Regions from separate parts of the Homo sapiens genome. Here region 1 is linked to region 2. A link is an interaction called in ENCODE POLR2A ChIA-PET data of the cell type or tissue named here. Cell type or tissue: PC-3. All regions are shown on one strand. Each heading gives the region's core, and the rest is flanking DNA. Links, peaks and the distances in the headings are about the cores only.

Evidence for each region. Peaks named below come from ENCODE experiments on the same cell type or tissue, not always from the same donor. Only the 100,000 strongest peaks of a DNase experiment are listed, where the experiment ranks them.
Region 1: POLR2A ChIA-PET joins it to region 2 with 8 read pairs; 2 of 35 experiments call an interaction of 5 or more read pairs at or near these places.

Annotation. Positions count from the first base shown.
Region 1 is chr3:24,416,697-24,422,089 of GRCh38, reverse strand. The region is part of intron 1 of THRB (thyroid hormone receptor beta); the gene reads left to right. Among named protein-coding and RNA genes, the nearest start is that of THRB-AS1, 75 kb to the left of the region's middle. RefSeq lists a silencer at 1,598-1,892. In PC-3, for the core only: no CTCF peak of the experiment used is centred there; no DNase peak of the experiment used is centred there.
Region 2 is chr3:24,497,235-24,502,627 of GRCh38, reverse strand. THRB-AS1 (THRB antisense RNA 1) reads right to left here. Exons shown (of 2, transcript NR_046244.1): 2 at 2,617-3,096. Among named protein-coding and RNA genes, the nearest start is that of THRB, 5.1 kb to the right of the region's middle. In PC-3, for the core only: no CTCF peak of the experiment used is centred there; a DNase peak (open chromatin) is centred at 2,447; H3K27ac peaks cover 964 bases.

The DNA of each region.
Region 1 (5,393 bases), core at 54-5,053, 80 kb after region 2:
AAATTATTTGTATAGTCATTGTTGGTTGAAGTAGTAAAGCAATTATGCACAGGAATAGATGAGACAGACACATAAATGCTACTTTAACCACATTCTTGTTGATGGGGAAAAAGGAACACTAGACTAGGAATCAGATTAGCATGCGCCTTGGAGCAAATCACTAAATGTCTTGGAAACTTCATCTCTTCACCTGTAAAATGGAGATGATAACGTAATCTGCAGACAGGGTGCTTTAGAGGAAGGGATCATTAAATGAGATGATGATGCAAATATATTAGAAAACAAATTGCCACTACAAGCTACAGATATTTTACTTCCATTAATTTCATTAATAGCATCATCATCATTTTATGTTGTAATAAAGGCAATTCACTATGCTTAGTTCTGAAGTGTCCATGCATTAAAATAATCAATGATGGAGATTCTGTCCATTTTGCATGCTTTTCTCTCTGGGCATGGGTGCCTTGGCAGGGTCCTGGGTGGCACGTCCTGTGGAAACTGTCATACATACAACCTATTGGATTAGTAAAGCCTGAAGACTTGGGAGATGTATAAGGGAAAGAAAGACAAGAAAGACACTATAATGACAGCCAACACATAAGTCCTCAGTGCTAGGGCCCTGGGTTAGTACTTTTTCCTGCTTTAATCTCTTTTCACCTACACCAGAGCCCTATGAAGAAAGTGTTATTATTAGACTCCTACAAGCCTTAAAGAGGTTTTTTTTTTTTAATGTGACTTTTATTTTAGGTTCAGGGGTACATGTGCAGGTTTATTACATAGGTAAACTTCTGCCACGGGGGTTTGTTGTAAAGATTATTTCATCACCCAGGTAGTAAGCCTAGTACCCATTAGTTATTTTTCCTGATCCTCTCCATCCTCCCACCCTACACCCTCCAATAGGCCCACTGTCTATTGTTCCCCTCTATGTGTCCACATGCTCTCATCATTTAGCTCCCACTTATAAGTCAGACATCAAGTATTTGATTTTCCATTCCTGCCTTAGTTTGCTAAGGATAATAGCCTCCAGCTCCATCCATCTTCCTGCAAAAGATATGACCTCATTCTTTTTTATGGCTGCATAGTATTCCATGGTGTATATGTACCACGTTTTCTTTTTCCAGTCTATGATTGATGGGCATTTAGGTTGATTTCATGTCTTTGCTATTGTGAATAGTGCTGCAATGAACATACATGTGCATGTGTCTTTATGACAGAATGATTTATATTCCTTCTGGTATATACCTAGTGATAGAATTGCTGAGTTGAGTGGTATTTCTGTTTTTAGGTCTTTGGGAAATCACCACAATTTCTTCCACAATGGTTGTAGTAATTTACATTCCCACCGACAGTGCATGTGTTCCTTTTACTCTGCAACCTTGCCAGCATCAGTTATTTTTTGACTTTTTAATAATAGCCATTCTGACAGGTGTGAGATGGTGTCTCATTGTGGTTTCGTTTTGAATTTCTCTAATGATCAGTGATGTTGAGCTTTTTTTCATATGCTTGTTGGCCATATGTATGTCTCCTTTTGAAAAATGTCTGTTCATGTCCTTTGCTCACTTTTTAAAGAGGTTTCTGAGGTGTGGAAGTTTCATAGAAAGTAGAATAGCTGAGGTTGAATCTAACACACTTCTCACCCTGTGCTGCTACTTCAAGTGCTCACCATGAACTTCAGCACTGACTAAACAAAGCCACAGAGAAGATTAGAGAGCATTCATTCCAGAGATAATCCCACCGCCAGGGCTGGACTACGTGGACATGTGTCCTGGGTAGTTCTTCAAAAGGGCCCCATGCTGAGTTGACTGCTCTGCTGGTTCCATCTTGAAGTCCTTAATTGCTTCTGAGCAAATGGCCCCATATTTTTGTTTTTCACTGGACCTCACAAATATTGCTGGTCCTGGGAGACACTGAGGTAACATGTGTAAGAGAAAAAGAAAGAAGGAGCTAACATTTGCTAAGCACTATGACATGCCAGGCATAAATTTATGTCATTTTTATACCCATTAACTAATTTCACTTCTAGGAAAACTCTGCAAGATAAATAAGTTCATCGCTTTATAGATAAACAGGTTCTCAGAGAGGCCAAGTAACTTGCATCGGTTACACAGCTGGGAAGAGGTGGAGCCTCGATTCAGGGCCTTCAGTGCTCTTATTCTTTTAACCCCTCCAGACTGTGCCATGGTTGAGATAATAAATACCTACTCTTCCTGGGGGTATTATAATGAGGCAATTTTCTACCTCTGCAGAAATACATTAAATATTATTAAAGGCATATAGTTTACAATAATGTAGAGTTGCTGTCTGCAAAACTTATTTCTGGTTGAGACAGACCTAATGAAAGATTCTCAAAGATAGAAGATGTGATATATAAATATGACCAAGTTATTTCAGAATTACTGGACAAAGGACTATGCAATGTTATTTTTATAAGCTAATTGCAGATTGCATCAAGGTTCTTAAATCTCTGCAGAGCAATGAACTCGGAGTCCAGAGAACTGAATTCTATTTTTAACTTTAGATAACCTTGGCTAAGTCATTTGGCTTCTCTGAGTCTCAAATAGGAATCAAAAGGGGAAGATCCAAAGCCATAGTAAAAAGGTTTTTATCATAAATGAACCCTAAATAGAATTTTTTAATGCCCAGGGCAGGAAGCCTAGATTGGCTTTCCATCTGGAGAGAGGTCCTTAAGTAAGAGGAAGGATAGGAATGAGAATAGAGGAGGGATCTTTTATCTCAATACCCTGAAAGTTCTTTGCTTGGCCAATTTTCTCACCTGTCCATGGGCCTTTAGCTGTCTGCCTCCAGTAGCTAGGGTCGCTGACCTGGGATAGCATTGAGCCTGCCACCAAGCTGCAGAGATAGTACAGGGTACTCAGTGAGAAGGGAGGAAAGGAGAAAGCTCTAAATTTTGCCAATATTCCCAATATTTCTCAATTTCTTTTGCTTTCTTTTTATCTCGATGCCCTATGGGCAAAGACCCAGTGGCCATGTCCTAGCTATTGCTCTAAGATTGATTAGGAGTGGTTTCACAGTCATGGGTCTATGCTGAGCTGACAAGAATGCCCATGATTTATTAGTGATGTCTGTCATGGGCACTGCAGGTATGGGGGGTGATAGATGTGCCTCATATCTCGTCTATTAGATATTCACCATTCCTAGATTAAGGTAGTCTTTCCAGAAATATTTGTGGGATGACTGAACAGCCATTACTGTAAGTGTTAAATTTGTTGTACCTATGAGGAAAAAAATGTAGTCCCAAAAGTTAGCTAAGAAGTTTCCAGCTAATTGAGGGCATTGCCCTATGTACATGAAAAACATTTATATTTCTGTTGATTTCTTAGCATGTGGATCACAGAATATTTGTATTAGAATTACATAATAAGCTCTGTTAAACTACAGATTCCTGGGCCTCACCCTACTTATTTACAACATCTTTGGAGGGTAAGGCCTAGGAATCTGCATTTTCACAAATGTCCTTAGTGATTGGGGATGAAGGTGTGCATGTGAAGTGGGAGAACCATTGCTTTATAAGACTGGGTAAGAAAAATTATATTTTTTAAATCGGCAATATTTTCATTTACCATATCATAATCTAAACTAGGAATGAGCACCAGTTTTCAAATGGTGTTGGAATTCAGTAGGGGTTTGTAAAATACAAATAGTTTGATTAAATAAATTCTTCAGTGTTAAGTGGGGGTGGAGGTCTACATAAACAAAACTTGGGACCTAGATAAACCAAGCTTAAGGACAAAAAAAAAAAGTCTTTTAAAAGTCTTATGGTCATAGCTTATTCAACCAAGTAACACTAGGCAAGGTTACAGAAATACAGGTTTTTTTTTTTTTAATCCCTATACCCTTGACATGTGAATGTGCACATGAATGTGCAAACCATGAAAGGGGAACAGGGTTGCAGACTGCTATAACAAGAGCTGAAAGGTTGAAAGGTAGAATCGACTTTAAGCAAGGGTCATCTTCTGGGAGATAATTAAACAACACTAAGTTGATATGGGAGGAGGAGGGAAGGAAAAAAGATTATGAGAAGTATTTAGAAGGCCTTAGAAGAGGTACTCCAACTCAAACAAATAGTCACATGAGAGAAGGACAGTATTGTTGAAAGCACATAGGCTTTTGGCCTGGCAACCTGGGTTTGAATGTGACTCTGCCACTTGACTAGTCCTCTGACTGATTACAGGTAATGACTGAATTACTTAATTCCTCTAAATCCCCGTTTCCTCATTTGTGAATCTGGATAAGGATAGAACTTACTCAACCAGTGGCACAAGTGGTGATGAGAATTAAGAAGGAAAACAAATATAAAGTGCTGGCATGCGACAAGCTCTCAATGACATTTGTGGGAGAGAAGTCAAAGCTAGAATGACTTTCTCTTTTGAAGTATAGCTAATCAATATAGTTATTCCAATGTGGAATCATTTTCTTATGAGAGCGTGTGCGAAGTTCACCAAGGCTCAGTTGCTTATACCTGAGGAATGCCTTATTAACCCTAGACTTACTAATACGCTAACATTATATCAGTGATGATGAGATATCATTAGAGAAGGCACATTCCAAGGTCATCATACATCAATCGTCCTAAAAGGTCCTTGATAAAGAAATAACTAAATCCCTAGTGACATATCTTGCAAACACAGTAGTTGGAAACTGTTTCCTAAGTTTCTTATCTTCAATGATATTTTAAAATTAAGAAGTCAAAGACTTAAGTACTGTTTGTGGGAGTTCTGGAATTAGAAGCCCAGACAGGAACAGTGTATTGTGGCACTGACAGCCTGGCCTTTCTTATTTATTTTACATTATTAGCGTGTTCTCTCAAGCCTACTTGCATAAATACACAATTATATGTATTTAATGAATTCACTCTTAAACAGCTGTAGAAAATGTGCTTTACTAATAGGGGGGCATCCAGTCAGATAAAGCAGTCATAACGCGTTGCGCGTGTGTGTGTGTGTGTGTGTGTGTGTGTGTGTGTGTGTGTGTGTTGGTTTAAAATTTCATGAGTCAATGGAGGATAAATATGCATAAATGAAATATATATTTAAAAGCTGCCTTTTGAGCCTGTAAAAGCTACTTTTCTTTCTGACACAAAAGAAATATCTGCTTTCTTATATAAAGAGAATTATTGGACAAATTGAGTCCATGTTCACAAACATTAACGTCTAAAGCAAAGCAGTTAGAAATAAACTCTATCTAGTCTATTGAGTCTCAAAATTCAGCCCATTATCCAACTGGGGAGCTTTTTACAGTGCAGATTCCTGGGCTCACCTTAGGAGATTGATTCTGTGAGTCTGGAGCAGGGCCTAGAAATCTGCATTTTTAGCAGCCCAAAGTGACTCTGATCCAAGTGCTCTAAGTATCAGAATTTCAGAAACTGCATTTTA
Region 2 (5,393 bases), core at 218-5,217:
GAATGAGTAGGAATCATTGAAAGAAATACCAGCAAAGAACATTTTATGACCTGAATTTACAGATCCTCTGGCCATTAATTAAAGCAAAAGTGATGGTCAACCTTTTGCTTTAAATTAAATTAATTTTGATTTAAATTAATTAAAGCAAAAGTGATGGTAAATTCAAGCTGTGGTTTATCCAAACTAATGAATAAAATCATCCTGTCATTTGACTTACCTGCCTAATAAAAAATGCATTAAAATCATCAGAAAAACAAAAAAGCTGCTTTTCTGCCTTCCCAAAAGAAGCTGCCTTTAGGAATGGAACTTAAATCCATACATTCCCAAGTGTCTTCATTTAGCTAATAATGAACACAAAAATATTGTTAAGAAGGAATAGGGAGCACTCCAGAAAATAAAGATCTTTATCTGATCATTAATGGGGGTAGAATTGCACTGACTTTTAGAATGTAAGAGCTGAGACAGATTTTAGGCATTACTTGGTCCTTGCATTTATGCATGTGTACAGGAGAACCAGGGAAGAAATGACAAAGGCAAGGGCACACAATTATGAGCATGGCTCAAATCAGATTGGCTCCAAATCCAACATTTGGAAATCTCTAGATGACTCTACAATAGTTTCTCCTGTATTGGAAGAAAAAAATATTCCTGGCATTCTCGAAGCTGGATGTTAGAGAAGGGCATTCAAACTTAAGAGATTAGTAGCGGTTAGGAAATGCTACAGGGAAAATATTCACTAAAAGTTCTCTCTAAGAACTGAGTTATTTCCTCCAAAAAAACACTGTTAAGGGCTTGAACTCATGGACGGGCAAAAGAGTCTGTCTCCAGAGACATTATTTCTGCAAGTCTGAATTCAGCCATGTGTTTGGGTTTGTGCTCAATCCTTGCCAAAGATAGGAGTGCTCCTTCTCTTTCAAAGAATTTGCATCCTGTTCAATAAGTAAGCACCACAACGTGAAAGATTTTTATTTTCTCGCCCACTCTTCTCTCTCGACAGCCTAGAATTGTCTGCCCAGGTAGTAGGCAGTTGTATTGTTACAAATATTTGTAAATATTTATTGAATAATTGATTTAGGAAAAAAGTATCTTTCAAGATAAAAATTTTGCCTTTGCCATTTTTGTGTTTTCAAATACCATAAATTATATTTTTCCAAAATAATAATGATGGATCACATTAATGAGCCACCTACTGTGTGCCAGGCACCGTGTGTAGCATTATCCATCTATTACCACAGATTCCTCATACCATCCCTATCAGGTAGGTACAATGGTTTTCTTCATTTCTACAGTTGTGGAAACTGAGGCTTAGAGAAGCTAAGTAACATGCTCAAATCACATGATTAGAAAGGACGCAAACCTGGAACTCAAATTATTGTTATTCATTATCTGGCATGAACTACATTGCAGGGTTTTGTTCTAAATCTGCATAATGAAAACTCAATCCTTTCTTGTACTAGCTGTAGATTTGTTTGCCTCAAATGTATCATTTATAGAAGTTCAAAATATGTTCTACAGTTGTGTTTGTAGGAGCTATGACTAGCATTTTACGCAATACTTTGTAAACAGGATAAGGCAAGTTTATTTGTGAAAGAGAGCTATAATATATGAAAATAGGAGGTGTCACTAAGACCCATCTTGCCCTCAAATTGAGAATTTCATTTAAAATAACTGACAAAGGCAAGCAAATCTGAAGTTATGACTGTCACTTCAGATATGACTCATTCAGGGATTTTAAGGATCTGAAAATAGCCCATAATCATAGCATTTTATTATATGTGTTGTTATATCTAGATATATTAAAGTTTATTCCATGAAAATGAGTAAGATTTACCTCATTCCCTTCCTTTAAAAAAGGATATTTTCCCCAAATATTTAACAATTACATTTCCATTTTTGATGCATATAAGCATAACTCAAAAAGGAAGGACACTGAATTGGCATGTTTTGGGAAGATGTGTCTTGAACCACTAGATTTCTTTTGTGATTGACAAAGAATTTAACAATATACTGTACTTCTGTGCACTCACAGTGAACATAGGTTATTACAGTCCAATTAGCAATTACTCAGCATGTCTTAAACCTATCTTTCAAACAGCTGAAAAGTAAGATTTAATCTGGAAATGTTTTGGTATTCTTACCTTCCTTTCAGCCATTCACCTTTTTCTTGATATACTTTAATTTATCAGCATCTTCATTTTTACATAGGCTTTAATATGTAGCTTAGTTCATAAAAATGATTTGCAGCTGCAGGCAGAGCTTGTAATTGCTACATAAGGCAACGGTAGTTTTGAATATTGATCATTTTGAGCTTTAATAGAATAACTCAGATAAATATATGACCATCAATTTCACTCCTATGCATATGCCCAGGAGATATGAGTGCGTGTACCACAAAAATAATTGTTCAAGAATGTTCATAGCTGCTTCATTTGTCATAGTCCCAAATTGGAAACAACCCAAATGTCCATCAATTGGAGAATGAATAAACAAATTGTGGCATATTCATATAACGTAATGTCAAACAGAAATTTTAAGAGAACAACTTTCTAATCCACACAATAATGTGGATTCACCTCAAAAACATTGAGTGAAAGAAACCAGACACAAGAGAAAACACACTGTATGATTCCATTTATATGAAGTATTTTCTATGTTGTTCTGGGAGGTGATTATACAGGGGCATGAACATGTAAAAATTCATTGAACTGAACATTTAGGTTTTATCTATTTTACTGTACTAAATTACACATCAACTTAAAAAATTATCACTCTGAACATTTATAGCCCAACATTTTGCTTTGAGCCTATATTCATATTAATGCATTTAGGTCTACTTTATTCTTTTACCTGTATTTATTTAAGGAAAAGATTATTTATGCTGTGATAGAGTTTGGCCCGGCTGACAGGTGTGTTAAGGGAGCACCAATTACTGCAACAAATCAACACTTGCCTTTCAGTGACTTAACACAAAAGAAGTTGATTACTTTTCTCGGTAATAGTTCAACATGAGTGCTCTAGTTCTCCTCCACATGGTGGTAAAAGACTCTTCCAGATTGTGGCTTACTAGTTCCCGCCCAGGGCCTCAGAATCTTCTACCTGTAGTTGGAAAACAAGGTAAGAGAATGTGATTAGGGAGTTTTCTAGCCAATGACATAACATGTTTTCTTTAGGGCTCTTCTGATCGTCCCGGTGCACAGTAGTTCCTTAAATGAAGGGCTAGAGAGATGTCTCATGACTGCCAGAACATGCTCACCTTTTCCAGCCTCATGTGCCTATCCAATAACTCCTTGTGTTGCATGCAGGTAGCATGATGAGCTGGTTAAGAGTATACCCTCTGTCACCCAGTACCCAGGCCTGAGCTTGAGCAGATTATTTGATCTTCCTAATTTTTAACATCTGGAAAATGAAGTACATAATAATACTGTTTCACAGGGTCCTCTGGCAAACTTTAAAAGATGTATGAAATATTTAGGACAGTACGTAAAACATAATACATGTCTAATACATGTTAGCTATGTTATGTACTCCTTGCTATAACCAGCCATGCCAGCATGTCTACTGCATCTCCAACATGCCCTATGCTTCTACCACAATAAAGGATCAAGTTTTTTCCCCATGGCCAGCTTCATGGGCATGTGATCTGGACAGCTGCATACAACCCATGCTGGGAAGGGCTTGGTGCTTGAGGCCTGGCACTTCATTTAATGCTCTGTTGTCACCGTAATGAAATTCCTAATAATTTTATCTTTGAACTTTTGTTTTGTAAATGAAGGCTGATGGGACAATGGAGCATGTGCATGAACAGAGGAAATACAGATAACATGCATAGCTGCTGCCATTCTTTACTTGTTCCACTCACACATAGCATTCTTGTTGCCCCATAAGCACAGAATCCCTGTGGGCACACAATGTGTGGGAGTTCTGCAAAACTCAAATTGAGTATGAGGTAAGCATGTCACATCAATGACTAAGTGAGGACACTGACAACCCCAAAATGGGGTTTGCCACGCTTTCCATTCCAACCAAAGCCTGATTTGAATGCAAAAAGAAGGTAACAACCAAGGAAACTTTCTCTGTCTTTTCTTATGTTAATACTTCTCTGTAACCACTTAGTTTGAAAATGATGACATAGAAGGAAAGAGAAAGATAAGGCAACCTATAGTTCCTTTTCCTTTCTGGTCTCCTTTATTCAAAAGTAAGCCAAAGGCAGAGTGTTGGTAAAAACGGGCATATATCAAGATATGAAATAAAAAAGTTAGTTTTGTGCTGTGAATTAGAGTGTACTTGAATTAGATAATTTTGACCCTGTCATCTTCCCCAAGAAGCTGTCTTTCCTGAAGGGTTGGAGTTCTTACCCAGCTGCTATGGACCAGAATCACTGGAGCCCTCATAGAAAAAATAAGTTCCAAGAACTAACAATGAACAGACAGAAGCAGAATCTCCAGGGCTAGGTCAGGTGGCTGCACAGCCAGCTTGAGAAGTAGCTGAATAAGCAAAACAATACCAGGGGTTCCAGTCCCAATACTCCCTGGCAAAATGTGGTCCATCTTTGATGGATTGGTTCAAGTGCCACCATTTTCCATGAAATCTTCCCTGATTTTTCCCTCCCCTCACGCCCACGTCTCTAACTCCCTGACCCCAAATCCTTCACTATATATTAATTATCTTTGACATCTAGGACATTCTAACTTGAACTTTGCTTCTCTGAAAAGACTCTGGTAACACTGAGGGCATAGCAGGGCAGGGACTAGGTTTAGGCAAGTGAGGCACTCATCCCTGGTGTGAAATTTAAGGGGATGCCAAAAAAGAAAAAAAAAAAAGCCTCAGTAAATCAGGAGAAATATTTTAATGCACTATTTTAAAAATCAAAATTAATGCAACAATTATTCATGATGAACAATACATCAAAATTTTAAATAAAGGCAGGCTCAGACCCTGCACTTGTATCACTGGCCTCACTCACTTCTGCCCAATCCGAGCCCTATGAGGTTCTGTTTCATTCATTTTCTTACACCAGTAGTTGCTAAATAAATAAATATATGAATGAATTGCTTTCTTGAACTGAGTCATCAGCTTAAAGGTATAGATCCTGGTAATGAGGATGTCTATGGTGAAATATGGGAATGGGTCCTGGAAACAGCCTTGGTGTGCCCTCTCAAGTCAGCTGGAACACATGACCACATAATCTAAAGTTTGAATAAATGTTCTTCCTTCAATCAAGTCATCATGACATTCTCCTCCATTGTCCTACCTTGTGTAAAACCAGAAAAATAAATGACATGATCTCTTGGTAACCCTTCTTTACCATCATCATGCAGCCTGTAGGACAGCCCTCAGAGGTCCTGTTCAAAATGGAACCCTAGTAGTTCACGTTATCATTAACATTGCAGTAA